Linked DNA regions of Homo sapiens: region 2 is linked to region 1. The links are chromatin loops, found by intact Hi-C in ENCODE. Cell type or tissue: heart left ventricle. All regions are shown on one strand. Each heading gives the region's core, and the rest is flanking DNA. Links, peaks and the distances in the headings are about the cores only. Region 1 holds the start of LOC105375146 (a long non-coding RNA gene). Region 2 overlaps LOC105375147 (a long non-coding RNA gene).

The links. Peaks named below come from ENCODE experiments on the same cell type or tissue, not always from the same donor. Only the 100,000 strongest peaks of a DNase experiment are listed, where the experiment ranks them.
Region 2: a loop joins it to region 1, with 32 times the contacts of the local background. A loop is called at or near these places in 2 of 110 quality-filtered maps.

Annotation. Positions count from the first base shown.
Region 1 is chr7:9,952,147-9,968,534 of GRCh38, reverse strand. It overlaps LOC105375146 (a long non-coding RNA gene), which reads right to left and starts at 7,585. Exons shown (of 4, transcript NR_187856.1): 1 at 7,370-7,585; 2 at 7,112-7,250. In heart left ventricle, for the core only: no CTCF peak of the experiment used is centred there; no DNase peak of the experiment used is centred there.
Region 2 is chr7:9,862,999-9,879,386 of GRCh38, reverse strand. LOC105375147 (a long non-coding RNA gene) reads left to right here. Exons shown (of 4, transcript XR_927026.2): 2 at 12,470-12,597. Among named protein-coding and RNA genes, the nearest start is that of MGC4859, 910 kb to the left of the region's middle. In heart left ventricle, for the core only: no CTCF peak of the experiment used is centred there; no DNase peak of the experiment used is centred there.

The sequences.
Region 1 (16,388 bases), core at 5,678-13,677:
CTTGCTCTGTCACCCAGGCAGATAGGTCACTGCAATCTCCGCCTGCCAGGTTCAAATGATTATCATGCCTCAGCTTCAGAGTAGCTGGAATTATAGGCATGAGTCACCATGCCCAGCTACTTTTTGTATTTTTTGTAGAGATGGGATTTCAACACATTGGCCAGGATGGTCTCAAAATTCTGACCTCAGGTGATCTGCCCGCCTTGGCCTCCTAAAGTGGTGGGATTACAGGCATGAGCCACCATGCCTGGTATGGATAGTCTGAATTAAGTAACTTGCTCAAGGCCACTCATATAAAGTTGGTAGAGTTTAGATTTGAATTCAGCTAATCTGTCTTCAGAGTCTGAGCTTTTAAATACTATAGCATTCCACCTCTCTGTAGCAAATTATTGGCAAGAGTGTGAAAGAAATGTTGGTTGTTACATGTACTTCAAATAATTCCTGAAAAAGAGTAAATGCTTTCAACAGAAGCGTGAAATAGGAAATATGGCAGAAGTCTTGTGATCTTTTCAGCCCACAGCAATTCTACATTTTAGTATCATTAATAAGGATGCAAAATGAGAAGGGAAACCTAGAGATGACCAGAGAGTCCATTTCTATAGGAGGAGATGAACCAAACAGACTCATTTTTCTTTTGTGGAGTTCAAAATAAACCAGTAAGTGGTAAACACACAATCTGAGTTGAACAAGAAATGAAAGCATGCCAAGGGCAACAAATCGATTTTTAATTTTTGTGTGTACAGCTTTCCTCTCCTTGGTGTCGCACTGTGATGAATGAGGTGAACAGCAGACCATCTGCAAATTACAAACCCTAGATAAATTATGAGCAGAGTAACAATGCATTAAAACCACAACTTTCTTTTCCAGTAACTGCTTTGGCCTTATTATATGGGATTTTCTGCCCAGAGACACAGAATCTGTGCCATTTAGAGGCTCCTATATGCACTTTAAACTTCAGCCTATATATATTGGTAAAGAGTTAAGTTTAGAGGCCATTTAAATGTGTTAACATTTTGCTACCTTTCCTTCTCCATTTAGCACAATAACCTTCTAACCAGCAAGAATTAGGGAGAGACTGAAGTTTCTTGTAAAATTTTTAAATAATGATTTTCCTTTAAAAAATCAAATATGTGATTGAATAACATTAAAATTATATTCCTCTCTAACATACATTTTAGTTAATTTATTACTTTTTTATTAATTATTTAGATTTTTGAATAACCAGAACACAAAACCTAAATTTATTATAAAGTATTTTACAGATAATTATTTTATTATTATAACTATCATATCATATTTTATAGGCATTTTCTTCCTTCCTTAGTTTTCTTTTTTTTAAAAAAAACTGGCTTACAGTACAGTTCCTCTCTCTACTCTTGGTAGAGCACCTGGCAAAATGCAGCGGAAATGCATTCAGAGAATCGCAGAAATTTAGATATGGAAATAACGGTATAGACCGTATAGTCTAACTTCCTCAGTATGCATGTATTTTTTTAAATAAGGGAAAAAGAAAAAGTGGAAATCTTCTCCTAGCTTACCCACTAGAGGCAGACTACATACATAATATTTTATCCATGCCATGAAAATCTATGCAGGGAAAAAATAAAACCAAAAAAAATGTAACTGTTTACTGACTTTGATAGGTGTCCATGATATATTCATAACTGACATTAAATAAATCAGCATAAAAAACAGTAAAATATGCTTTTAAAAAGTACAGAAAAATATAGGATAATGCAATTACTGTAAAAATAATTAAAATTAAAATAACTCTGTGTATATATTTATACTTCAAATGTGTATCAGTGTACACCACAAACGGCAGCATTTATTCCATGAGAAGGGCAATAGAAGGAAGAAATGAAGATACAATGTTGCTCTTTACTTAAAATTGTCCTGTGTCTACTACATATTAATCTGTAATTAATTTGAAGAACAAAACCTGGGAAAGCAGGGGGAAAAGGAGAGAAGAAAATCAAGATTAGGGAACATTAAAGCAGCTTTGTGACATGGAAAGAGAGAAGGAAAAGGGGATGTTGAGCTTCTAAATGAATAACAGTTGCCTGCCCTGCCATTCCTGTTCAGGTGGTACCCATGGAAAGCTCTGGAATAAATTTAGCTTGAGCTAGTTACACCCTGAGAAACTTCCAGTTTTATCTTCCACAGAACGTAGTGAAGCTGTCTAGTGGAAGTTCACTCCTTTGCTCTTTCATGAAATAAGCGAGAAGAGAAATGACATCAGTTTACCTCTGCTTAACATTTTTCTGTATAATTGGGTACCCCTCATAGGAATTCTAAGTCCCTATCCTGTACCCCTAAATTAGACTGATTCTTAAGGTTCTACAATTTCTCAACCTTTACTTCTTTCCATTCTAAATCCATTAGGTTAAGACCTGTGCAAATATACAATGAAATGTTGGTTTGGCAAGAATCAAAATGGATAATCTGCATCTTCTTTTCTTTTGTAGGTTTTTTAAAAATCTCATGGACGCTGGCTTTTACAAAACTTTTTTTGACAGTAGTGGAGAAGGAGTTTTGGTTCAGAATTTAAGCTGTAGATTATAGAGTAGACAACTGCTAATTACTAAGTTTATTTTCTAGGTTTACTCAGGATAAGATTGAATTCAAATTTCAGTGAACTCTTTGTTTTGGAGGTCTGCTAACAAGGGTCCACAGACCAAATCCAACTCATTCTATCACCTGCAAGCTGAGAATGGCTGACAAAATTCAAAAGAATAATAATACTTTGTGGCACATAAAAATTATGCAAACTACAAATATCAGTGCCCATAAATAAAGTTTTATTGGAACAGCAATGCTCATTCATTTACGTCTTTGGCTGCTTTCAAGCTACTGATATAACAGAAGAGTTGAGAAGTTGGGAAAGAAACAGTATAGACCACAAAGCCTAAAATAATTTCTGACTCTTTACAGAAAAAGTTATATATATATAACATAGATATTATATAATATATATTGTATAGTTTTATATATATATAACTGTTATGTATATATAACAGAGTTTGCAACTGTTATGTATATATAACAGCGTTTGTAACTGTTATGTATGTATAACAGAGTTTGCAACTGTTATGTATATATAACAGAGTTTGCAACTGTTATATATAACAGACACACACACACACACACATATATATAAACAGAGTTTACAACTTTTGAATACATATAACTATGTTATGTATATATAACAGACTGTTTTACCTCAATGGTACTTGAACATTTTTCTAACATTATTTCTTCTTTTCCATGCTTCATCCCTACTCCAAATAGAAATGTAATGACTGAGAAGGACTTTTATCTTCAAGGTTCAGAAACTCTGTCAGATGAGCAATTTCTCTGGACTACTAAACAAATGGTTGAACAATTATTACAAAATTTCAAGGCAAAAGAATACTCAGAAATGTGTTCCATTTTTCTGTCGCTTGTCAGAGTTTTTTTCCTTCAGCTGGGCATTGTCCAGTACATGCAGTTATAGACCAAGACTGATCCCTTTCCATCTGGCTGTAGGGCTCTCCCTCACTTTCACTAAGGTTTTTCCACTTGCTATTATTTTTTTCTAAGAAAAAATTCAATTCCAAATTATACTTACCCTTAATAGCAAAGACCATTCTCTATCATCATCAAAGACAGTTAATAAAAATGGACATCATAGTGACTCAGGCAGGAATGGTAACTCCCCACTCATCCTGTCCTAAGACATTTTTCTCTGTTCTTATTAGAGAAAAGCATTTCCCTCCCCAGACCTTTCTGCACCAGCCAGAAAGCAGTAACTGTGTTTGTTGGTGAGTTTAGAGGAGAACCTATATGTGTGGGCCTCAGCCTTTTGGATTCCCTGTCCACAAAGCCCACCTAGTTTATCTACTCTGCCATCATGCACTTTGCTTGAGTGGTTTCTATTGCTCTTGTAAACAATGCATAAAGTTGTCCAGGGGTGAAATTTTAGGGAGCTTGATTTAACTGTGGCATGTCAGCCACATTTATGCTTAGTAAAAATGATAATCTGATCTCCATTATTCTATCTCAGGTATTATATTTTCAGTTTGGTTTCAACCTTGGGAAGGGTAAAATGGGTCTTGGTAATTTTCTTCCCAGTCCCCAGAAACACATACATAAATATTTACTTATCACCTTATACTGTTTTTACACTCAGAAATCCACTGTCAAATATCATTTTCTACAGGAATCTTGAATTTCAAATGAATTTAATATCAAGTGTTGAAGATATAAAAGAGCTTCTAATGCATGGAGCATCCCCTCCTCCAGTTTCCTCTGTACTAGAAGAGTATTATGTATCAAGAAAAGTCAATTAAAAAAAACAAACTCATTGAGGATTCACTAGATGCAAGGCATTATGCTAGAAAATGCAGTAAACTAAAAATAAAAAATAAAATGAAACCCAAAACTAAAGTTGTGATACGAGACAATATAATAAGTGTCACAGTAAAGAATAAGATAGAACGCTATAGCATTTCAAAGGATAGTGAGGTTAGCCAAATCAGAATAGGTTTTATGTGTTGACTACTCGGATATATCGAACTAAAAGATTTTAATGGGAAGAGAATGCAGGGCGGGGAATTCTGAAAATGAAGAGCTGTATTGTAGAAAGAAGAATACACTTGAAAATATCTTCTCATATCTGTTCTTTTCTTACTGACAATCACAAATATTTTAGCTATGAAGTCTGGGCTTTTCAACAGAGTACACTCTGCTTCTTTGTTTTCTTTCCCCTACTTTTTTAAAGACAGGGTCTCACTCTGTTTGCCAGGTTGGAATGTAGTGGTGCAATCATGGCCCACTCACTGCAGCCTTAACTTCCTCGGCTCAAGTGATCCTCCCACCTCAGCCTCTTAAGTAGCTGGGATCACAGGCACCCCACACCATGCCCAGCTCATTTAAAAAAATTGTAGAGAATGGGTCGCTCTAGTTTGTCCAGCTACTCTTAAAACTCCTGGGCTCAAGTGATCCTCTCACTCGGCCTCTTAAAATGATGGGATCACAGGCGTGAGCCCCCATGCCCAGCCTGCTTCCTGATTCTTTATTCCTGTTTCCCTGAACAGGGTTTTCTATACAGTAGGAAGTCAAGTAGGATCATTTCCCTATTCCATCTGTCCTTCAGGATTGCCAAATTTGGCACAGATTAAGAGACTGTGATAGTGCCTGTCCCAATGATAGGACACGATGATGGTCATAAACAGGATATTTCACTGGGGGAGAAAAATTGAGCTACCAAACTGGATAATTAAGGGAAGCCGCTGAAACATTATCCTATAAAGTTCAGCATTTTTTTTTTTGCAGTGGGCTTGGCCTTATTAAATTGAAAATTGATGGAAACGAATGACTCTTAAAGCCTCCCTACAATCGGTGTGAGAAGCAATAGAAATCCAGGGTTTGCTGCCCTTTGGACTGGGAAAGATGGAATTCCCTGGTTCCTTGTCTTGTGTTTCGTTTCACTTCCCACATTGCCAGGAGGATCATCCTGTTTTCTCTAGTAAGAGGCAGGTCAGATAATCTTCTTTATGGTACACTGCGGGAGAGGCAAACCACTTTTTTAACACGTACTTTGATACTACATAACTGACAGTCCCTCAGTGTTCCTTTGGGGCTCCGACTCTTCAGAGGAACAGCCCACTAAATGCAAGCAAGTGTCAGATATTAACATTGAATTAAAACTGAAGGTAAAAATGGGGACACTGGCATAGTCCTGTCCATGAGCTTGACAGGAAATTTATTTTGCTGTAGCTGAAAAGTAATTAACCTCCACTGTGAGAGAATTCTATTACTAGTAGCTATTCTGCCATGCAAAGTGCACTACATGGAAATGTTACAGGCTATCAAGCAGAAACGGCAGATTTGTCTGCATTTTAAACTGAATTTCCATTACCCTATTCTCTTCTCTTCTGTATCTGTACTTCCACACCACCTTCTCTCTTGTTTTCACTGAAGCTGGAAATTGAGACACATATGAAACTTGAAAAAAGGTTTAAATCAAAAGAGTGCTTATAAGGATTTTGTAAGATGTATTCTTTTTTTCTAGTATTTGGCATTTTTAAACAAATAATGTCCTTTGATGTGCTGGAAAAAATGCAGCATTATGCAAAGATACTCAACCATGAATAATTTTATTATGATCATAGCAAAGAAAATCATAATTCAGTGAATTCTATTTATGTTTTCATCTTCAATGTTATATATACAGATATGCACATATACATATATACATAATCTTTATAAGGAATACGTTTGAGGAAATCTACATATTGTCATTTCTGCTATAATGCTTGTTTTGAAAACAAATTTGTTCCAAAGAAATTGATATATTAAGGAACAATTTGAGCATAATGCAAATTTCATGTGTGATTATGCCTGATTTTGTCAGCGAGAAACACCAAGAGAAGGCAGAAAGCTGCACATGGCTGGACTGAGCCCATCAGTAATACACAAAATGCACACAGGCACACAGTCAACTATCTCTCAGCTACCTCAGTTCATCACACATGTTATGAGCCACAAACACCCACATCTGGTGTTAGAACTTTCCTTCCAATTTCAGATAACCCCCTTCCACGACTCCACAATAACTTACATGTCACAACCCTTCCAAGAGCAGCCTCACCTCATTTCTAAGGTAAAGTTGCATATTTATTGAAGTATTTATGCATTCCTTACGCATTTAACTGTGCTACTATCTTCATTATATTACTACCAGTCTTTCATGTGTCACTGATGAAATTTCTGAGTGTTGTTCTCCTAACTTCTTTTCTCCCCTAAGCCGCTTGTTTTTTATTGCGTAATTTGGCATAGAAACACATATGCTGGATTACAGCAGAACTGACTACACTTCTCTTTTCCTTTTATTATTATGATTAATGTATGTGACTCTTGTTTCATCAATAATGAATGTTTCTGAGTTTGCTATGCATTTGTCACATAGGTACAACAATAGAGTAACAAATCATACTTTATTACACTAGAAAAGAAAGAAGATCTCTTCTCCTAGAAGGCAATTGCTAAGGAGAGGGAAACATAATTTTCGGTATTATTACTGATTTTCTGAAATAATAACAGTGGTCACCATTCATAGACACCTTACCTTGACTTGGAACAGTGCCGTGTCCTTCTTTGTGGATTCCCACACCAACATGGGCAATAGGGTAGGATTATCTTCTTTGTCTTACAAATGAGGAATCCAAGGCTAGAGAGCCCAAACAGCTTGTCCAGTGTTTCCTGAGCTATTCAGAATAGAACAGAAAACTTAGAAGAATTCCAAAGTGAAAACTCAATTCTGCTATCTCTAACATCTTTCTTATTAGCTTCAAATATATCCAAGGCTATTAGAATTTGCACTTACACATTATTGGTTTTAGTCTCCTTATTTATAAAATGAGAAAATGTAGGCTCAGGGGATCCATGCACCTTATCCTAGCTCCCCTGATCAGAACTAGAATTTAGAACCCAGGTCATCTACTCAAAGTTCGTTTCTCCTAGCCTGTTGCATTGTGTTTTAAAATGTCAGGGTGAAAAGATAATGAACTCCTGAGAGGATGTTTGGACTCATACCTACTATATGAAAATTCAGCTAATGAATTGTTTTCTTCCATTCTTAAGTAAAATAATCTACATATGTGTGAACTCCCTAAAATAAGGAGTGGAATGAGGAGCAGCTATGTCACATTTGTGCATTTCCAGAAAAAGAAATAACAAAATCCAGTTCCATATTTTTTCTTGGAACAACATCTAGATGTGGCGTATTTTATGGTAATCACTATTTATAACCTACTATTCTGGGAATTGAACTTTACAAACATGAAAGCCAACTTGTAAATTTTTTCTGACAGAGAATGACACTGAGCATTGGAAAGCAGAAAGTGTTGTACATTCTCTCTGGGATCTGTCACTGTTCATGATCATTAAAGAAGGCAGATGGGATAAACGAATTTCTGTTATTTGACCGTCACAGGGAAGTTGAGATGCAGAACAAAATCACCCCCCTTTTTTTTTTTTTTTGATCCTGAAATACCTAACTGGGCTGTCTGTTTTCACTCTAGGAAAATGCCATGAAGTGGTTGTGGTAGTGGTGGTTCAGTCTATTTTAGATACTAAAAAAGGAAAGCCTTTGCTGAAAATTACAGAGGATGTAAATTTTAAGAATTACAGGCTAATGGCTCCCTTCTTCTCCCCCTTTGCCCACGAGCCATGTGTGTGAATGACAGCTATGGATTGGCAGCATGCTGCCCTCCTTCTCAGGAAGAGATGGCTGATGGCATGTTGCAGGTATGAAATGACTTTGGTTTAATGGTGGGCTATGGGGTATTGGGATTTCTTTCTTTCTTTCTATTAAAGAAAGCAGCACTTTAAAGTTACAAGAAGCTCTAGGATTCAAGATTACTATTATTAATGATAAATGTCTAAATACTGTAGTAATAGAGGTTTTGAATTTGTAATACATTTGGGAAAGATTTCTACTTCTCTTTCCTTTAAAGAAGTTTTTGAGAAAGAATAATTAAAGTTTATAATCTACTATTGTGGAACTATTTAGAAGCCTTTTATTCTGCTTTTACAAATTCTTTTGTGTGAGAAAGAGAGAGGGAGGGAGAGAGAGAGAGAGAGATGATTTGAATTGTAATTGATCAATTTAATTGTCTCATGATTTAACACTCAGTCTTCTCCCCACCCGGCTTACAATCTGTAAAGTTTTTGCCAAGAGTTTAGTTCAAGGGCATATGGAATAAATAAAAAGTGGACTAGGATTCAAAAAAAAAAACTCTTATCAAAATAAGAATTTTTACCTATAGAATGAACTATTGACAAATATTTGAAATAAGTGGTTACTCTGCAAATGTTTATTTTTGTTGTTGTTGTTTGTTTGTTTTAACCTCGATTTGTAAATGATTTTTAGTCCTGAAAACTCCCAATTGACTCCAACTGTAATGTCCTGGGGGATCAATATGTGTGTAGTTAATTGTACACTGGGATTTTTGCCGAGATTAGCAACAGAGAGGGAAGGCCAGAGATCTAATTGGTTCTGGATCTAAAAGCTTCTATTTTACTCTTGAAGAACTAAGAGAAGAACTTTTCATTTTCTTTCAAAGGTTGCAGTGTCTCTCCCTAGTGAATAGATTTCAGATTTCAGAGAGAAATTTAAGATTATTTTTAATTTGTTAAAATCGCAGACAGAATGCAAGTCACTGATGACAAGTCACAAAGAGCAAATGTGAGGACATATGACATTTAAACTTTAAAACAGGAGCAACAGAAAGAGTTGGAAGGGAATAAAGAAGCCAATTCTCTTGAAGATTAACTCATGACCTCAGGCTTAGGTCTGGATGAAAACTGGAATAGAAGCAGTATATGCAGATGATGCGGACAGAGCTATGTAATAGCCATCTATATCAAATTTTAAAATAAAAACATAATTTTCAGGCAAAAAAAAATTATGCATTGGAATAGATAAGAAAACCATGAAGCAAATTTCTTTTCAACAAAGGTATATAGCAAGAGAAATAGATGGGAACTAATTATATAGGAAGATATCTAAGAAACAAATTTTTTAGGATAATTAGGATGAGTCTTTCTTTTCTTTCTTTTTTCTGTTTCCTTCTGGACTAAATGAAGAAAAGCAAGGGAGTCTTTTGTGAAAAATATTCAGGAAAAAGAAGAAAGATGGAAACTCACTTATGAACATCTGTTCTGCAAAGCCACCTGAAAAATAACTGGGTACTAACGTGGAATAAAATGTGCTCAGCGTGAAACTAACCATAAGTAATGTAGTAGCAGGGAGGCAGGAAGAGTGACATAAGGAACTGGCGCCCTATGGAGCATAACTTCTGACTGTCCGAATCCAAGTCACCCCCTCAGCTAATGGGAGGGGAAGTGGGGGCAGGCATTATCCAGGCAAATTGCCCGTGAAGTGGCACAAGTTGCAATTAAATCAAGATCTAGAGATGCAAAAGCCACATTAAAACAAATGAGATTACAAATTAAAGCTTAGGGGTTTTTTAACCCTTTATACAACAGATATGTTTATAACATTGAGATGGATTTTCTTTTAAAAAATGATTCCCCCTTTTAAATTAAAGGGATATTTTATTAATTATGAATATGCAATTTTGAAAATACAATGTAAAATTATGTATTATTCTTGGACTTCTCTTTTATATTAAATTCACGTATTTCTGAGATTATTTTCAACTATTGAAGAGTGTAATCAAATGTTTTAAATTTCCCACAATTCTAAAAATACTTGATTTTTGTATTGGGAATAAGATTATGCCTAAATTTTGCTATTACTCCCAAAAGACACATAATTGGAAAGCACTGATTTCCAAAGAAATTTCACAATCTCTTTTTATTCGAGACCATTTTAAAACATCTTTTGCATAGTTTCATCTTTTAAGGAAATAGGAAAGAAATGATAACTTAGTTACTTTCACAAACATAGTATCTTTTAAAACAAAAACGGCCGGGCGCCGTGGCTCACGCCTGTAATCCCAGCACTTTGGGAGGCGGAGGCAGGTGGATCATGAGATCAGGAGAGATCGAGACCATCCTGGCCAACATGGTGAAACCCTGTCTCTACTAAAAATACAAAAAATTAGCTGGGCATGGTGGCGGGCACCTGTAGTCCCAGCTATTCGGGAGGCTGAGGCAGGAGAATGGCGTGAACCCAGGAGGAGGAGCTTGCAGTGAGCCGAGATGGTGCCACTGCACTCCAGCCTGGGCGACAGAGCCAGACTCTGTCTCAAAAACAAAGCAAAACAAAACAAAAAACAAAAACAAACAAACAAAGACAGGAGAAGGTTAGGGCATCTAAAGTGGTGCATGAGAGATGTTCAAAACAGCAAGCTTTAATGTAAACTTGGAGACAATCTACATAATGCCCCTAAAAGAGAGACAAAAAGAAAAACAAACAAACAATTAAAGAATTTTGCACATAAGCAGAGATCATAGACAGGAAATAGAATACTCTTAGAAGATAAATTAGGAATACTTCATAACTATTATAGAAAATCAAAAGTTAAAATTTACTAAATCAATTTGATAGCAGGGGAAATATTTAGATTCTAACAATCAATTGTTTGTTTTTCTTTTCTTTTTTATCTTTTTGAGACGGAGTCTTGTTCTGTCGCCCATGCTGGAGTGCGGTTGTGCGATCTCGGCTCCATTCTCCTGCCTCAGCCTCCCGAGTAGCTGGGACTACAGAATTGTTTGTTTTTCAACAAATTTTTTTTAGTTCCTAGTATGTGTCAGGTAATATGTTATATACTGGAATAGAATAGTGTTCCACAAGGCAAAATTCATTTGCCTTCCCTTATGAATATTGAATCCATTAGGAAGATAGACACTAAACAGATTGTGTACCTACAACTATTTATGAAAATATATGGGAAATGCTACAAGGAAAAATGGAAGGCACAATGATAATATTTTTAGGGAGCACCTAACTGGTCCTGTAGCCCAGTTATGTTTATGCAGAGACATGAGAGGAGGCAAAAGACAATGTTACTGTATTCCACACAGCTGGACTAGCTACATCATTCTTTCAGTGCTGTTTACTTTAAACGTTTTATTTTAATTAATTATTATTATTATTTTTGGAGACAGGGTCTTGCTCTGTTGCCCAGGCTGGAGTGCAGTGGTACGATCTCAGATCACTGCAGCCTCCACCTACTGGGCTCAAATGATCCTCCCACATCAGCCCCCTAGTAGTTGGGACTACATGCCTGGCTAATTTTTGTATTTTTTGTAGAGATGGGGCTTTGCCATGTTGCACAGGCTGGTATTGAACTTCTAGACTCAAAGAATCCACCCACCTTGGCTTCCCAAGTGCTGGGATTGCGGGCATTAGCCACCATGCCTGGAAACCTTTCAAATCCATCCACCTTTTTCCTCTCCTATGGCTACTATCACATTAGTGCTTGACAAATGATTGGATATTGGGAGTGACGTGGACATGGAGAGATGAGCCAGGGGAAGTTTCAGAAGAAACGCCTTGATGAACACTGGGGCTAACCCTGTCAGATGGCATAGCCCAAGTTAATCATATTTGCAAAGGGGGTGCACCAGAGTCATCTTTTAGAGGCCTCTTTGGGTGACTTTCAAGATGGAAATATCAAAATTCAATTATAGTGATATTCAAAAAAGAAGAGGAAGGTGGGGGGACCTGTAGAAATCTCTCAGCTAATCATAGAGCCCAAAAGAGGCCACATTAGTAGCTCTTTACAACAGACACAAATGAACAGTGCCACAACATTTTAGAATATAAACTAATACATCCAACTTTTTTTAGATTAGAAAACAATTCAACTCTGCTAGATTAGAAACGGTGTTAGATGCAGTATGTTTGAAGAGAAAGAACATCAATAGGTTTTAGAGACAGGAACCCCTAAAGAGAATTCTCAATTATGTTACTTTCTAAGTATCTAAACTTAAAGTCTAACCTTAACCCAATAATTAAAGTTCTCTGAGCCTCGGTTTCCTCACCCATAAAATGAGGATAGTAATATTTATGTTCTAGGTTAGTTGTGTCAATTAATATCTATCAGAGTTCATGTACTCAATAAATGTTAATTTTCTTTGTCTTCCCCACTCAAAGCTGTTTATCAAAACTGGGTACGTAGAATTTGACTAGTGTGATTAAATATGTTAACATTCTCTTGTGGGTGATATTTGACCAGTGTCCTGCTAAAACAGATGATTCATTAAAATTACTCTCTTCAATATATTCAGATACCCCAAAGCCAAAGCAATTGTGCAGTGGTTCTGAAAAAGTTCTACAATTAAGAACAATACATAAAACAACTTGGAATAATTCTTTGTTCAGAAAACATTATGAATCAATATGATAAGCCTGGCATATGAAGAAGAAAAAGCTTTGATACTGAAAAGAATCATTAATGAAGGTACAATTTCAGCAAGATGGTAGAGTAGGAGGTCCCAGCATTGCTTTTTCCCACAAAGAACAAGAATTTGGTAGCTATTTATGAATGAAAATAACTCTGAAAGAGCTCAATGTTCACTTGAGAAAGAACAGCAACCACCCTTCTCCCTTTTCTTTCCCCAGAGCCATCCAACATGCTGCTGCTATGGGTGCTTTGGCCTAGGGACCCAGCATAGCCACTGTGCATGTGCATGCAAATGACCTGGGATTTCCCAGTGTAAGCTCTTGCCCCATTGCCATGCACCAATAGCTAACACCTGTATGTAGGCTCGTTCATGCCACTAACACCAGCCTCCATAGCTGCATGTGCAAAAGCAGCCAACTCTACCGCCTAATGTTTGCTGAAAGTCATAGCTGGTTCCTGTAGTTGAATGTGCATATACAACTCCAGTTCATGCCCTCAGAAACCTACAAACACATAGCTGGTCTGACCCCTGTTGCCAGCCTACAGTTGACTTTGCAATTGTGCACATGCATACTACCAGCCTCCAACAAAACTCACGCACCACAGTTTACTCCAGCCCCTGCCTCTAATTCTGTACCGTACCACCATGCACAAGGCTGCAGCTGGCACTCTGCTGCTACGCATGTGCTGTCAGCCAACATCTGCAGCAGAATGTGTACACACAAGTTCTGGCTCCCCTCACTTCCTGCCCCAGCACCTTGCTGCTGAACCCAAGTTGTTGCTAAGGACACTAAGAGCCCTTATGGCCACTGTGGACCTCCTACAGCCCTCACCACCAAGGATCACACAGTTGTTGACATCCCAGATTTCAGTTGTCTAACTCAATATGACACCATGTCCAGCTGGACCTGGAGTCACCACAGACCCACAAACTTGGCAACCTACACCACTAGATCTGTGGCCACAGTGTGCCCCAGAGTGACCCATTTCCCCTGGCACCAGATGAAGGCTTTTTATTACCAAAACTAATATATACTGCCTGGAAAATGTGACTACGTTTTTCAAATGAGCACCTTTTCAGGGTGACAAGTATCACAAAAAATCAGGGAAACATGACATCACTACAGGAAGAAAATAATTTTTCAATAACTGGCCTCAAAGAATTGGAGTTCCATAAATTGCCCGACAATTAGAAAGAATTGTTTAAAGAAGCTCAGTGAACTATAAGATTATCCAGAGTAAATTTTTTGATGAATTCTGGGAAAAAATACAGGAACAAACAAGAATGTCAACAAAGAGTTAGAATACAAAAGCACCCCAGAAAATTCAGAGCTACAGAATACAATGAGTAAAATAAATGCAAACAGAGAGCTTCAAGAACAGACTGTACTACGTAGAAGAAAGCATAAGTGAACTTGAAAACAAATCATTTTGTCAGAGGAGAAAAAAACAGGAAAAAATGACAAAGAATGAAAAAAGCCTACAGAATCTGTGGGATACCATTAAGCCATTAAGACAGCTAAGTTTTGCATACTAGGAGTTTCTGAAGAAGAGAGAGAAAAATAGAGACACGTGTAAAATGCTTTTTTAAAAGAAATAACGCCTTAAAAATTCCAAAGTCTGAGAAAAAATATGAATATCCAGATTCATGAAACTAAAAGATCTCCAATCAGATTCAATCCAAAGAAGAGTTCCCCAAGATACATTTTAATCAAACTGTCAAAAATCAAAGGCAAAGAAAATATTTTGTAAGCAACAATATTGAAAAAGCATATTACAGACAAGGGAACTTTGATACGGTTAAAGAAGTTTTCTCAGCAAAACTTTGCAGGACAGGAGAGACTGGAACTCAAAGAGTTGGAAAAAGCAACAAAAATTATTAAGAGTATTACAACAAACAAACTATTCTTTGAAGATGAAGGAGAGATAAAGACAGTAACAGATAAGCAAAAGCTGAGGGAGATCATCACCACTAGACTTGCCTTACAATAAATACTAAAGGGAGTTCTTTAAGCATAAACAAAAGGTGGAGAATTAGTAACATAAAACCATATGAAAGTTTAAATTCACTGGTACAGGTAAATATATAATCAACTTGAGTATACTCTACTGCTGTAGTAGTGGTGTGTAGATCACTGATAACTGATAACTAGTGTAAAAAGGTACTATAAATAACCACAGCCTACTCTTGTCGCTTGTACTTAACATTATACTGGAAGTACCAGCAGGAGTGATCAGACAAGAAAAGAAGAAAGGCATCAAAATTGGAAAAAAAGAAGTAAAATTATCCCTGTTTGTAGATCATATGATCTTTCACGTAGAAATTCTAAAGATCACACAAAAAATGTTAGAACTAATAAATGAACTCAGAAACACTGCAGGATACAAACTTAAAATACAACAATTATTTGCACTTCTTCACCTAAATAATAACTATCCAAAAAAAAATTAAGAAAGCAATCTCTTTTATAATAGCATCAAAAAGAGTAAAATATTTAACAGTACATTTAACTAAGGAGATAAAAAATTTGTACACTGCAATCTATAAAATACTGATAAAATGAAGAAGAAACAAATAAAATGATATTCAGTGCTCATGGACTGAACAAATTAATATTGTTGAAATGTTCATACTACCCAATGTAACTTATATATTTAGTTTAATACCTATCAAAATTGAAAGGACAGTTTTCACAGAAATAGAAAAAACATCTTAAAATTTGTATAATACCACAAAAGTTCCTGAATTGTCAGAGCAATCTTAAGACAAAGAATAAAACGAGAGGCACCACGCTTCCTGATTTCAAAAGATACTACGAAGCCATAGGAACCAAAATAGTATGTCTCTGGCATGAAAATGCCGACCAGTGGAACAGAATAAAGCCCAGAAATAATCCCAAGCATGTATGATCAACTAATTTTCAACAAGGGCACTATGAAAAAAAAAATGAGGAAAGAAGAATCTCTTAAATAACTGCTGAAGAGAAAACTGGTTATCCACATGCAAAAGAATGAAATTGGACCGTATGTGTAAAAATAAATTTAACATACATGACAGACCTAAACATGAGACACCTAGATGAAAATATAGGGCATATGCTTGACAACATTGATCTCAGCAATGATTTTTTATATGATCACCAAAGTACAAGCAACAAAAACAAAACTGAACAAGTAGACTACATTAAATTTAAAGGCTTTTGTACAGCAAAATTAACAATGAGCAAAACAAAAAAGCATCCCAGAGATTGAGTGAAAATATTTGTGAACCATATATCTAACAGAGTTACCTTCCAAAATATATAACAAACTCTCACAATTCAATTACAAAAAAACAAATGATTTAATTTTAAAATGGGCAAAGGAACTGACATTTTGTATGTTTTCATTTGAGAAATATCTATTCCTCAAGATTTACAAATGACAAACAGGTATTTAAAAAGGTGCTCAATTTCTGTTATCACAAGAGAAATGCAAATCAAAACAACAATGAAATATCACCTCAAATCTATTAGGATGACTATT
Region 2 (16,388 bases), core at 3,610-11,609, 87 kb after region 1:
AACTTCCAGAAATTACATAATAAGAGCTAAATATCTTAGTAGCTTCACTGTGCAGAGATGTATAAATTCACTTTCTCCTCACTCATTAAAGATTTTACCTTCTCTACACTTTTATATTTTGTCTTCCTCCCTCCCTCCCTTTCTCTCTCCCTTCCTTCCTCCATTCCTTCCTTCCTTCGTCTCTTCCTTGCTCCCTCCCCTCTTTACTTTCTTCCCTTATTCAGAATTCCATCTAGGCTTTATTTATACATTACAAGATAATAATCTAAATTTACTTTAGTCCTCCAAATTTTCTAGTACCATTCATTGACTCTCTTTTTCTCACTATTGCTATGAAATTATATCTTAATAACATATAAAAGTTCTTTATTCTCATGTCAGTTTTGGAACTTTATATTCAATTTGATCAATTGATATTCCTTATCTGATACCATCCTTATCTTAATTTTTGAAAAAATATTTTAGTTGAATATCCAATACTACAGGTACTTTCTCATTGTTTTTGTTTTTATATATTTTATTATTTACCATTTCTCAATTTTTCCTCCAAGTAACATTTAACAGTTTTTGTTAGGTTAAAAATTGCTTTGGAACTTTAATAAATATTGGAAGTCAATTTAGAATAAAATTCAAGATGGCAACTGTAAATCACTTTAGGGATAATTAAAATCCAACAATTTGCAAGTCTTTATACATCAGCATGGTATATCTTTCCATTTATACAAATATTATTGGATGACTTAGAAAAGTATTATAATTTTCTGGTTCATTTTGAGAAAATATACATTTTCATTGCTAGTGAAGATTATAATTTATTTTCATTGTGCTTTCTAATTAGTTATTAGTATATTGAAACGCTATTTTGGCTGGGCATGGTGGCTGACGCCTGTAATCCCAACACTTTGGGAGGCTGAGGCAGGCGGATCATCTGAGGTCAGGAGTTCGAGACCAGCCTGACCAACGTGGTGAAACCCCTTCTCTACTAAAAAGACAAAAAATCAGTCAGGCATGGTGGCGCACACCTGTAATCCCGGCTACTAGGGAGGCTGAGACAGGAGAATCGCTTGAATCCAGGAGGCAGAGGTTGCAGTGAGCCGAGATCGTGCCATTGCACTCCAGCCTGGGCGACATAGCGAGACTCCATCTCAAAAAAAAAAAAAAAAAGAAAAGTTATTTTTTGTTATATTTATTTTGTAAACGACTACTGTACTTTTGGAAGAATTGTTTTCAGGATCACCCTTCCCTTAGTTTGAAAAGGACATATGGAAAGATTCATAAAATCCAGGCATAATGAAAAGATAGTAATTTTCTGATGCTTACTGAGTGTTCCGATATAATCAGATTAATAACCAACTAAACTTTTTTCCCAAGCTTGACCACAGCTCAAATAAAAAGACAGATGTCTTATGCTACTTGTATTGGTACTCTGATTTTATTTAGCTCTATATTCAACACTTTCAGAGGAGCAGTTGTTTGAAATACAATAGAGCAACTATCCATTGATTTCTAAACTGGCATTCATTCAACTATTAAATTAATAGGAATATGTTGTCAGCATGTCAGGATTCCCACTACATGGTCCATGCCTTAGTACTGAAAGAGACTTGTGACCCCAGGCAGATATGAAAGTAGGTTTACCATAATAGATCTCTCTGCCTTGTTTGACATGTAATACTAGTACATAATACACAAAGATTGGCAAGTATAAAGTTTCTAAAAATAGCTTTTAAAATATTTAATTTTCTGCGAAGTATAGACGTGCTGGAAAGCAAGGCAAATTGACTGCTAATATATTATACTTAACAATAAATCTTTTATTTGTAAATTAAAAAATGTATAAAGCTATGAGTGTAGCATATGTTTTCCAAATAATTTTCTCATACTTTGCCTCTTTGTTTTATGTACGTATGTATTTAAATTTTATCGTGTGTATTTAAGGTATGTAACATGATATAAGAAATACATATAGATAGTTAAAGGAGTTACTAACTATAGTGAAGCATACTAACATATTTATCATCTCACATAGTTACTCATTTTTTCTTTTTATAGAAAGAGCTACTGAAATCTATCCATCTGATAGGAATCCCAAACACAGTACTTTATTAACTATAGTTCTAATATTGTACGTTTGATCTCTAGACTTGTTCATCTTACGTATCTGCTACTTTGTAATCTTGAATCTACATCTCGCCCATTTTCCCGCCTCCATGCCCATTTTATCCTCTATTTTGTATATTTGAATTTTTTTAGATTCTACATGTAAATGAGATCATGCAATATTTTTCTTTCTGTGTCTGGCTTATTTCACTTAGCATAATGTCCTCTAGATTCCTTGCCTCTGAGACCTCAAGAATTCCATGTGACTAGACAGGGTAGACATAATATTAATCACTATTAATTATTCATTCAGCATATATTTATTGGATATTAATACATACTAGTTGCCATGCTCTAAACTGAACTCAAGGACTCAAGTCAGATAAGAGGCACAACTTTGCTCTTCAGAAGCTTACAATCCATTGAGAGAAATAGATAAGAAAATTTATGGTGATAACAGTGTGATAAATATTGTGAGAGGTAAGTATAGAAGAATGAGAAGATGTACCTTACCCAGAATGGAAGAGTGAGGATTCCTACTCAAAGAAATGATAGATAAGCCAAGTCTTGGCTGTTGAATAGAAAAGTCAAGTAAAGGATGAGAGAAAAAGAGGACAGCTAAGCAGTACATTTTCCTAGGAAAACAGTGTACTTATGAAAGGTTTTCACCAGGAAAATGATAGTATGACAAAATCATTTTAGACAGAATATACTCACTAATGTGTAGAAATTTTTCTGCAGCACACCAAGACGCCAACATGGCACATGTATACATATGTAACAAACCTGCACGTTGTGCACATGTACACTAGAACTTAAAGTATATATATATATAAAGAGAATCAAAAGAATATGAGCTTGTACTATAGCAGTAATTGGATATTCAAAGTCAGAAATGGATTGAAAAACATTGAAGAGATAGTAAGACTGTTTGCAGAACTAGAATGAGTGGTTGTGACCATGAGAAATTGTGATTTATTGCAGAGACTGTGCTATTTACTTAGAGATAGGTAATAGAAATCAGAGAGTAAAATTGGCAACAAGAGATGATGGGTAAAGTTGGTAAAATCAATACTGGGTGTACAAAATTTGGGCTCTGTTACTCTGAAAGTTTGTTGTCAAAAGCCTACCTACTGTCTGTAGGCAGTGTAAAGATTCCCTAAAATGTTCAGATCCTAATCCCCTAGAATCTGTCACTCTATTAAGTTAGATGGCAAAGAGAACCAAAGCTATAGATGGGATTCAGATTATGTATCACCTGACCTTAAAATAGGCAGGTTATCCTGATCCTGGGTTGTTATCCAGATGGGCCTAATTTAATCACTTAAGTCCTTAAAAGTAGTAGCGGAAGGCAGAAAGATGGATCTGAGAGATGCAATATGAGAAGGACTTGACTCCCCCTCACCTTCTTGCTAACTTTGAAGATGGAAGAAGGGGGTCACAAATGCCGGTAGCCGCTAGAAGCTGGGAAGAGCCTTCAGCTTACATGCAGCAAAAAATGGTAACCTTGGTCCTACAGCTGCAAGGTACTGAATTCTGCTAACAACCTGAAAGAGTACTAAAGATATTCTCTCCCCTAGAGCCTCCAGATAGGAACACAACCCTGCCAATACCTTTATCTTAGTCCAGTGAGACTCATGCCTACTAGGTTTTTTGATCTTCTGAATTGTAAAGTAATGAATTTGTTGTTTCAAGCCATTTTGTTTGTTGTCATTTGTTATGGAAGCATAGAAAATAAATGGACAAGAAAAGTTAACCAAAAAAAATCAGAATAAGATGTAATCACGTATACATTCACTCTCAGAACCACTTTCTTTTTGTATATGTACATATTTCATTTCAGCCATTGTCCATACACTTTTACCCATACACTTAAAATAATTTTCAGTCAAAAACTACTTATATTTTTGGAGAGGTACTTATTTTTTAGTATAAAATAAATAAGGTTCAATGGGAATGGTGTGGACCTTCCTGGAGATGCAATGTTGGCATGTGGGCAGTACAATCCCAGTGGCAGGACTGCCCAGAGAGCTTATCCAGGAAGATTTTTTTTTTGTTTGTCTCTTAGTTTTATTGGTTCATTTGTTTACGTAAGGCAATTTTTAGCAAAGAAAAGTTGGTGAATATTAACAAATATAAACAATAACTACCATGAAGTGATTACTTGTCATTTAGGAACTGGGCTATGCACTTTACATAAATAAGCTCATTTCTTCCCTCTAATATCAGATCTGGTCTTAGCCACTTTGGGGTCTGTTTTCCTTACAAGTATAGGAAAAAACCAAATTTAGAGCCGGGAAAGACATTTTTATTTGGTAAGTTTTATTTATTTATTTATTTATTATTATTATTTTACCACAATATTCTTGCATGTCCAGGGAGGATTTGAGGTGAAGTTACCCTGGATGGAATAATAATAACTCAGTTGAACCTCATTTGAGTCTAAGTTAGTCATAACTGTAGTGTGGTTCTGCACTGAAGTTCATTCTCATTGAAATGTTAACTTCAACTCTCTCCAGTTTGAGATTATTGGAGATAGAAAAGTCTTCTATGTATGTGTAATTATGGTAAATGATTATTGTAAATTGTGCCCATTTATTTTGAGTTGCAGCTTTAATATTAATGATAAACCTGTAACCTATTTTCACAAAACACTCATCTATTATTATTGTCAAAACTGCTCATTCCCTTTCAATGTTTCTGTCCTTCTGGCACTATGTTATTTTTCATCTCTTAAGTGATCTTGACAAACAGTAGGCAAGAAAAACACCTTCCAGATTCACTAAATTAAAAAAATTGGTTAGTTCCCTTTAATAATTGTGTTGTTCTGAATACATGTAATGATGAAAAATCCTCAGTTAAACATTTACTTTCCCAGGTGAACTATTCACTGTTACATTTTAAAAACAGGTACTATCTAAGCAAAATTGCAGATGGAAAATTTTTATCTGTTACAATGACTTCTTCATTAAATGGGACCTGTAAGAGTTTGTTCTTTTTTAAAAATATAAAATTTTAAAAAATGATCACTTTCGGAGCAAATAAAACAAGTACTAAAGGGGATATGTAGACAAACATTTTAAATGCAAGAGTCTGATATTTGGTAAAACAGAAAGTACTTCATTATCAGCAAAGTACGTGAATGTATCCTGAGTGCCTATAAATAGCAAAACAAATTATTGTGACCTGCTAAAACTAATGAATAAAATAAGAACATTGTAAAAATACAATATAGCAAGATAGAGCCAGGTTGCCAATATTCCAAGGCAATTGCCAGGGTCTCAAGGGCCTACGGATAGATTATTAGGGAATGCGTACTGAAAACAGGAGAAGGCACCCGACTGAAGATATCCTTATCTCCTCTTCCAGGTACATACGTTTTGCATTTTGGATTGTAATGGTTTTCTGAAACTTGAAAATCCAGGAATTACTGGTACATTTCTGCCTTTCCCACTTCACTGTTCACATGAAGCTATATTGCACAGAATTATTTATATCGAATGTTATGAGAGGTTAATAGGATGATATGTCAGAATAAAAGTGGGCTGAGGACAACTTGTGAAGTTGATTCCACACCTACAGGTACATTGAAATGACGTGAAAACCGTCATAAAAATTCTAATCCTTGGGCTTCACTGCTTACCTATTGAGTCTGAATAATATGAGCTGGTTCTTTGCAATATTTATACAATTTCCTAGGTGATTCCTATTTTTTACTCATTTTCTATTTATTTTTAGGCCACTTTAGATAAACGGCAAATGGTTCTTTTTTAGACTCTAAAGCAAGGAAGGGATATCAATAACTTCCTTCAGTAAGCTGTTTAAAAATTAACACCACTATATCTATGTATTCTAATGTGCATTTTTCATAAGAAATCTGAACTGATCTATTTTTCTGCCCTTTGTAGCTATGGAAAATAATTTACTACAATGCACCTTTTGGTGTCTTTCAAAGACTTATTTTAGGTCTACTGATTCTCCCAGACTAAAGCAGAAATGAAAACAAAAGGCAAACTAACTAGTTGAACCTTTCTATTAGGGTCTATTTTCCAAGCCATCTTTTTTACTCACTTTAGAATGTTACTCATAGAGCAAAAACACATACTGATTCTCTAGTTGAATAATTAAAATTTTTACATACACTTTTATATTTAATGTCTACATTCAGGCTTATTTCATATCTTTTAATAAGATTCAGAACAGGGCTCTATAGAGGTTATACCATGAATATCTAAACTGTTGAGCATTTTGTAGGAAGAAAAAAATAGCTGACTAAAAGAGACCCACTTGAGAAGCTTCTTCAGAAGTCATGAGGATGTGCCACACTGGAACTATTTTTAACTTTCTTGGCCTATGAATACCCCAAAATATCCTGACCTTGACGTATCACCAACATTTCATTAAAGAAACAGCATGTTAGTGAGCGGTGAAGCTGGCTGGGCTTCTGGGTCGGGTGGGGACTTGGAGAACTTTTCTGTCTAGCTAAAGGATTGTAAACACACCAATCAGCGCTCTGTATCTAGCTAAAGGTTTATAAACGCACCAATCAGCACTCTGTAAAAACGCACCAATCAGCACTCTGTAAAATGGACCAATCAGCGCTCTGTAAAATGGACCAGTCAGCAGGACATGAGCCAGGCCAAATAAGGGAATAAAAGCTGGCCACCGAGCCAGCAGCAGCAATCCGCTGGGGTCCCCTTCCACGCTGTGGAAGCGTTGTTCTTTCGCTCTTTGCAATAAATCTTGATGCTGCTCACTCTTTGGGTCTGCACTACCTTTATGAGCTGTAACACTCACCGGGAAGGTCTGCAGCTTCACTCCTGAAGTCAGCGAGAACATGAACCCACCGGGAGGAACGAGCCACCTTTAAGAGCTATAACACTCACTGCGAAGGTCTGTGGCTTCACTCCTAAAGTCAGCAAGACCACAAACCCACCAGAAGGAAGAAACTCCGGACACATCTGAACATCTGAAGGAACAAGCTCCGGACACACCATCTTTAAGAACTGTAACACTCACCAGAAGGGTCCACGACTTCATTCTTGAAGTCAGCGAGACCAAGAACCCACTGGAAGGAACCAATTCCAGATACATTAGGACCTCTGTCTAAATATGTAGAAAGAAATTTATGCTTCCAAAAGAAAAATGGGCTGGGCGCGGTGGCTCAAGCCTGTAATCCCAGGACTTTGGGAGGCCGAGGCGGGCAGATCACGAGGTCAGGAGATCCAGACCATCCTGGCTAACAGTGAAACCCCGTCTCTACTAAAAACAGAAAAAATTAGCCGGGCGTGGTGGCGGGCGCCTGTAGTCCCAGCTACTCAGGAGGCTGAGGCAGGAGAATGGCATGAACCTGGGAGGCGGAGCTTGCAGTGAGCCAAGATCGCACCACTGCACTCCAGCCTGGATGACAGAGCGAGACTCCGTCTCAAAAAGAAAAAAAAAAAGAAAAATGTATATGCACTGTTGGGAGGACACTGATTCAAGTTATCTGATTCAAGTCTTTCATTATCTCTTGAGTGATTTTTTTACTTTTTTAAGTTGTATGTCATTGACAGGCATGTAAATTCTATCCTGGCTGGTGGAGGTTCAGTTGTCTTCCTCCTACGAAGAGGAAAAACTACTTTTCTCTCATATGCATTTGCATTTTAATATTCCTGATCTATAATTGTTTCCATTTTCAGATTCTCTTTTGAACCATTGGTAACATCTGCCTGCTTCCCTCATGAGTTAAATACAATCTTTAACATATGTTCTTTTTATATGGGAGTTACAATTTAGCCTTTTTCTGAAAGTTCTCTCTTAACATACATTATCTAATGTGAATTGTGTATATTTTAAGTTTTACTGACACTAATTAGATAACTCGGTGTCAAATATCTGAAGGCTTCCATTGTCTAACTTTTAGAGGCCAACCTATAATAAATATATATTGCATATTTGATTTGCTTTGTAAAAGGACAAAAAGAAGCTTGAATTACAAATGGCACAAAGGGCATTTGTAATTAGGTTTTGATACAAGCAAATTAACTACTTGGGGATGTTATTTAGTCATGGAGTTCATTGGAATTATACTTTATTTTATGTCTACTCTTTGATCTCCTGTTTCTTGTCATGTCTCTTCAAAACGTTCACTCTGCCCCTCAAGCTCTGAACTTGAATGCCCCCTTTCATGCTTAGCAAAAAATTGCTTCTCTCTTCATAAAAAAAAAAATGCTGTTAGCTATAGTGTTTCTGATAATCGTAACAGGCTTAAATATAAGTATTATTCTTCAAATATAGATAAACAAGGGGAAATTGGGAGATGTTAACTTATTCAAAGCCTGCATGGATTCCACCACAGCTTCCATGGGCAAGAGGTTATACTAGCTGTGCAATTGTTTGCTACGGCTGCCGTAACAACCTGCCACAAACTGAGTTGCTTAAACAACAGAAATTGATTTTCTCATATTTCCAGAAACTGGAAACCAAAGAACTAGGTGTCGGCAGGTTCCCTTTCTCCTGATGCTTCTCTCCTTGGGTTGCAAGTGGCTGCCTTTCCACTGTGTCCTCATGGGGTCTTTTCTCTTGGTGATTCTCCAGTGTCTTCATATCCTTATGACAACAGTCAGATTGGATCAGAGCCCATCCTAATGGGCTCCTCTTAACTTAGTTACCTCTTTAAAGGTCCTGTCTTCTGAGGTACAGGGGTTAGAATCTCAGCATATAAATTTTGAGGGCAAATAATTCAGTCCATAGTACTCTGACTCTCCTATCCTATACCCCAGTTAAAAGCAATTAGGGTAGTCTTGTTTCTAACGGTAACACCCAAATGAAACTGCTCAGTTAGCTCTCAACAATAAAATTTTTATTTAATACTTTGTATTTTCAAAAAAATACATTTACAAAAGAGTTGAAATATAGTAGAGATGTCTCTTATACCTTATTCCCCACTTTCCTAAAGGTTGATATACCTATAGTATAATTACTAAAATAAATACTTAGTAATTTGGTAAATATTCTAATATTTGTTTGATAAATATTAAAAGAAATATTTGGAAATAGTATTACCATTGTCATAATACTATTAACTAATCTAAAGACTTTATTCAGATTTCATTCTTTTTCTCCCTAATGTTTCCTTCTTTTCCAGGATGCAAACCCCATGTCTTCAGTTTTCCTCTCCTTATAAAGACATCAGTATAGTCATATGTCACTTAATGACAGGGATACATTCTGAAAATTGCATCACGGAATGAACTTACACAAACCTAGATGGTATAGCCTCCTACACACCTAGGCTATAAGGCATAGCGTGTTGCTTCTAGGTTACAAACCTGTACAGCATGTTACTATACTGAATATTATAGGAAATTGTAACATAATTGTCAGTACTTGTGTATCTAAACATAAAAAAAGAAACAGTCAAAACATAGTATAAAAGATAAACATGGTACTCTTGTGGAGGGAACTTACCGTGAAAGGAGTTTGCAGAACTGGAAGCTGCTCTGAGTGAGTCAGTGTGTGAGTGGTGAGTGAATTAGAATGCCTAGGACACAGTTGTACACTACTGTAGACTTTATAAACACTACACACCAGCTTCACCACAAACACATGGTAATGCATTGCACTATGACTTTACGATGGCTAGGATGGCTCTAGGCAGTGGGAAATTTTCTGCTTTGTTATAATTTTATAGGCCCACCATTGCATATGCAGTCTGTTTTGGTTTGAAATGTTGTTAAGCACCATATGACTGTGATTGGATTTAATGTCTATCCTAAATCCAGGATCTCATATCAAGATACTTAATTATATCTGTTAAGACCCCATTTCAAATAATATCACATTCATAGGTACCTGGGGTTCGAAGATGGGAATAGTTTATGGGGGGATAAATCAACCTAGAGTTGCCATTGTTTGCTTTCTGGTTAATAAATACCTTGGGGGAGTCTTTTTGGGACTTTGTATCTTGTTTCTCCACAGACTTTTAACCCACTAATTTTAGTAGCCATCAACTTAATCTTCTCTGAGACAAATATTTCTATGGTGTTCTGTTGGTGATTTTCTGTTTCTTTCATTTTGCTTATAGTCATTAATCAGTATCCTTCTGCAATAAAATACTGTCTTTGCTTATTTATCTTTCTGTCATTCATCTACTTATATCTATCAATCAGCTATTTATTTATATCAGGATTGTGATTGCCTAATTTTATAAATGAAGATACAGAACACCCAGTTAGATTTTAATTTCAGCCAAGCAGCAAATAAATTTTAGTATAAGTATGTCCCATGTATATTTGAAATATACTTTCATACATTGTTTAGCTGCAATTAAAATTTGTGTGTCTTATATTTTAACTGGCAACTTCATTCAGAATAGACACATAGGTATATGTTTTACTTTATAGATTGTAATCCAATACAATCATTACTTATTTTGTTGTTTAGTTATTTCCAGTTTTGGCCAATGGGGGTTCTTTCAGATTGATTTCTACTATGCCTCCGTTATTTTGGATAACTTTTCTATTTTGGAAGCACCACAGAATGTTCTAGGCTCAACTTGTGTTTTCAGTGCTACAGCTCTGAAATCAACAGCTTCTTCAAAGGCTCTGAGCTCTTTTCATTGAAGAATGTTATTGCAGAACTAAGATCTGAGGTGGAGATGTGTTGTTTGCTATTGTGGTTTCTCTGTTGCCAGGCCCTCTCAGCAGTCAAAGCTTGAAAATATATCTAGAGAGAGAAAATTTTGACCTGTGCAGATACATACATATGGAGATTTATTTCTGAGCTGTCTATCTGTGTAGGCAGAAGAAAGGCCTCCTAAAGATGTCTACATCCTAATAACCAGACTTTTGTGAACATGTTACCATATGTGGCAAAAGAGACTTATGTGATATGTTAGGGATCTTGAGTGGGGAGGGATTATCTGGGTAGACCTAATGTAATCAAAAGGGTTTTTATAAATGAAGACAGGGGAAGGAAAGGTCAGAATTGAAGAGAAATTTGAATATGCTATGCTGATGGCTTTGAAAATGGGGGAAGGGAGCCACAAGCCAAGGAATGCAGACAGCCTTTGGAAGCTGAAACAGGCAAGCAAGTTAGATTTTCTCCTAGATCTTCTAAAAGAAAATGCAGCCCTGCAAACACCTTGATATTAACCCAGCCCTTTTGGACTTATGACCTTCAGAACTATAAAATAACAAATCATTGTTGTCATAACCTGCTACATTTATGCTAATTTCATATGGCAGTAATGGGAAACTGCTATACTATCTGTATCAATAATTTAAAACCATGAGATCGCACTGCTTCCTCCAATTTCAATCCAGCAACACAGAATTCATTCTTTTCTTCTGTCTTATTTGTAACCTCTTTCTTCAACAATGAGAAGGCTAGCTATCATTATCTACAGCATATTTATATGTTCAATTTAATATACATATAACTTAGTTCCATAATTTCTAACCCATACCTGTGTAAGAAGCACATTTGCTAATTACAGTACAGACTTGATGTGTAGTACATTTTATATTTTAGCTTTATAACCTGGAGTCAAATACTGCAAAGAAATTTCCCTTTACATTGAAAATTTGGCTGTTTGACACAAGAGGCCTAGCTTTCAGTCAGTCTCATCTTTCCTTCCTCAATAAGTTTAATCATTTTTAGCTTTTGATTGAAAGTGAGGGATGTGTGACTCTTCCTTTCATATGAACACTTAGAGGTCATGGTAGTTTTATTAATTGGCCTTATTTCAATATTTTTGTGGCTCAGGGACACAGAGACACAAAGTAAGCACATGTGGTTTTAAGAATGATGCCAATAGACTTTCTTGATCAGGGTTGTCAGAAATCTTCAATTTTGTTTTAAAAAAGAAATATCTGCCAAATACAATAAATTAACATAAAATAAAGCAAAATATAGCCTATACAGTTTGTACTGTGGGTTACGGCTGCAACATATGAATTCTGGGCAGGATACAATTCTGTTCATAAACATATCTCTGTGAACCTGGGCGTCTCAATGGTTAAATGACAGCAGAGCTCCCTTCAAATCCATGTTGAACTTGATGATGGGCAAAAAACAAACTCTTATGTTAGAAGTATTTTTAAAACATCTCATACACTGGACAGTTGATAAAGTTGCTGATAAACAATTTAAATGCTATTCTTGTAGAGTTTGCATGTCATTTGATAAACACTTATAATACAGCCCAGCAAAGAACACTAAGCAATGACAAAATTTATAATGGAAATGCACATTTCACAGTAAAAACCAGGTAATATCTGGAAATAAACTGTTTGCTCACTAATGAAGTGAAGCCTTAAAAATTAAAGAAAATTCAGAAGAAAGACGGTAAGGATGGTTGACACTTCATTGTCACTGATTACAGATGTAATGGTGAAGTTGAGATGATGATCAGAGTCTTACTTCAGACAAATCATGAGTCTCAGAGGAAGTGATGACAGAGATGTCTGTGGAAACTATTGAAGAGGAAGGCTTTGCTAAATCTTCATGGAGGTAATGGGCACTTAAGATAAAAACGTTGCAAAATGGGACTTTGACTTAATTCTCGTTAAGTGCAGTTATAAGCTTTTTATCTTGTGCTAAAACAATATCGAATTTTTTTTTAAGGAAAGCTCAGTGTCACACCGGATGCGACCCTGAGATGCCAGTCCTATGGCCAGCCACATCCACAATACAACAGCTTTTTGCTGATATTCAGTATGGTTTACAAAATGTGTGACCGTGGTACAGATGTACTTAAAATGTAGTAAGATTTACCCCAAATTTTGCTTAAAAATGGTGTATCGTGTTTTACAGAGATAAATATAAAATTTACCTCTATAAATAATGACTGAAAAACATTATAATAAAAGAAAAATGTATTATATGAAGTTTCAATATCGAAAGCCAGAAGACATTCTTTTTAGAAAACACTAGCTGGAAAGATCTTCCGATCTTCCTTGGGGTATGCCTTTATTCCCCTATTGTTGGATACTAAGCTTGTTTATATTATTTCATTATTTTCAGTAATATATCAGTGAATATATTTGAGGGGAGATTTTCCTATAATTTGAAGTATTTGTTTAATATTTCACTAGAATGGAATTATTGTGCTTTGTTAAAAAGCATTCTTAGTGTTTTTTTTTTTTTTCAAATAAGTTTAAATTTCTTTCCTGAAGCTTGTATAATGAGACATCCCGTAAGGCCTAGCAGGAAAAACTGCCAATTTCAAAATCATAAGCATTTTATACCATCCAAAAAATGTTTGGAATTTACCTTTTGGAGCTAAGGGCTTCTTTATACTGGGAAAATCACTTTATCAGGTTGTTTAATGAAACAGATTTAAAGTAAGTACCCTGTATTGTCCTTGGAAAAGTTAGAGGGGTTTGAAGGTAAACCAAATGGGCAATTTATAAATATGTTAAGTGTTGTGCTTCATGATAGAAATAGACGCAAATTTATGAAGTACTTAAGACTCTTTAGATTACATAAAACAAATTATGTTATTTTTGTTAATCTGAATTTGAGCTGTCCTATGCCAAAGAACTATTGCTTATTCTTACAAGATGTGCTACATACGGACAGAAGACTGTGAGAGGTACTGGACTACTGCAATGGGAGGTGGGTCAGTATGATGTTCTCTTCCCCCAACACAGAAGATATTACTAGGGCTAAATAGCATGTGTCTGAGACTGTAAATGTACACGTGTGATTTAACACTCTATTACTCGCACTCTTGAAAACTATACCTTCTGGCTATAGTAACTGTCCACTGTGGATCAAGGAGTCAGTTATTTCTTTTTGAGTAGAGACCAGGATTTATCCTAAAAATAATGAATATGTTTTCTGCCTACCAGCTTTGGGCAAAAATTAGATGGGTCCTGGATTAGGAAGGGTGGGAGTGGAGTATATTGGAGGGAAATAAAAGAGATTTATCCCTTCTTTGGGACTATTGGGTCAATTTTTCTAAAATCCAAGGCATTGAGTTATTTTAGAGCAGTGATTAATCAAATTAATTAAATAGGCATCCGAATCAGAGAAAGAATCTGCAAAACTCAGAACTTTCTTTTCACAACATAGAGTAAGGCATCTGTATAAGGTTTTGATGGTATCATTTTATACTAATATTAAAAGTGTATAAAGTGTTCATTTAGTTTGTCAGGTTGATTATTTTTATTAAAAAATAGAAAATAAAGCGCTGTCTATTCAACTTTAGAGTTTGAGTCTATTACTTAATGAGTTATTGTAAAAAAAATACACTCTATTTCTCACATGTAGAAAATTAAGAGTAGAATAATATTTGAAAACAATGAAAAATTAGAAGATTAATAAACTATGTCTTAAACATGTAGGGCTCAAAATTCAATTGAATGATCTCTGAGAACTTCTTTTTAAGTTACTCTATTTTAAAGACTACAGCTCACACAGTAGTCATCTGGCTCTTGGTTAATAGTGATTGTAAATGTATCTCCAGAGTCACATAATTCTAGTATTGCTATTTTAGAGTATGCAAAATGATGATTAATATTGAGGATAAAAACATTTCTGTATTGTATGATCTCATATAGTATCACTAACAGATATAGAAACTTAATATTCAATGAAAATCCAAAATGTTTTTGTCAATGCATTTCTTGATGAAGAAAGAAAATAATTTTCACTCTATACTATGATATATTTGTCTGAATGTCTGCTTTTGGAAACAAATAGAGTGAAATGACAAAATATTTAACAATGGGTTAAAACTTAGCCAAAAGATAGTGAATTTTTTTAAGTGAAGCCCTCTCCAGAGCAGGGATTCTCTGCAGTAACTAGAAGTGTTCCTGGATTTGATTCTACACAGCACCATCTTTAGAGTAATAGATCACTGAAGCACCTTTTCCTCATGATGTATATTACTCAAATGCATCATCAACCAGATCAGTGTTTCTAATGATTTATAAGTCCACTAAATCATTAGTGAGGTGCAGCAATGATATAATATTCAAAGATTGTTCCATATGAACAAGAAATATTCACTAACAAATTTTAGAATTTGCAAAACAAAATTAGACACAACAGGAAAAGAACAGTATGCTGAATACTAGTCTCATTTTTAAGAAAATATTGTGTTTGATTGTTTAGTGCTATGTAGTGTGTTATTAGTACAGCAATAGTTACTGACTAATATATTGTTTCCATTTTTATTGTCTTGGTTAATAAGCATATGATAATATTTTAAGGAATGACTATTTGAAATGATTAATAACAAATCTGAATGACTGTGTTATTTAAAAACCACAATAAAAATAATAGAGCTACAACTTCTAATGCTTCTACATCTAGAGAATGTTCATTATAAGCAGTCTTAGAGATCGGAAGTTATAATATTTTGGTGCAACATTTTTTTACATTGGAGAAAAAGCCAGTTTGATGGACTTTTAAGTCTCTTGGTCAGGGAATTCCAGTGTGGAAGCCAATGGGAAATAAAAATAGTTCCCTACTTCCCGAAAGTTGGAGCCAAAGCACTCAGAGCGAAGGCAGCAAGGGTTGCTGCTGCCAGAGTAAACTTGGCTAAAGGATTTCACAGAGCTTCCCAAAAATCTCTTTATAGGTCATCTGGGTAATCTACAAAAGCATACAAAACTACTCTTTCTTCTCAGTCCCTTTATGTCCCAAATAATCAGCTTCCTGAAATGGTGCGTGAGTTCTTACTCCCCAAACTGCACTGCAGATTCATAGACCTTTATAAAAGGTCTTTTACTAAATATTGCTCAACAAATTGATTAACTAAATAGCAAAATTGATCGATCTAGAGTTGTTTATTGACCTTTGTAATTTTCTATAAATGCTTACAATGTTTGTATAAATGTGTGCAAATGTTTATAAAAGTAGATAAAAAGACTTGGAAAAACTGAAAGTCAAAATGAAGACTATACAAAATAATCTTATGGCATTTTGTTGAGAAAAACACAGCTTGGCATATCTTCAAGTGAACAGTATTCTTTTTGACAGATTTTGTTGTTAGTTTTGAAAAGGGTCAAATGATACACTACATAGTGTAAAGAGGAAAGAAAATGGGTAATGTACATGACATGGGAAATCTGGATAAAGTTGTTGCTTTCTGCTATTGATAGTATTATTTATATTAATAGATTTTAAAAATAACATTTATTTTAGGTTCAAAGGTACATGTGCAGGTTTATTATATATGTAAATTGTGTTTCATGGGGGTTTTATGTACAGATTATTTCATCACCCAGATAATAAGCATAGTACCTATTAGGTAGAGTTTCAGTCCTCACACTCCACCCTCAAGCAGGCTC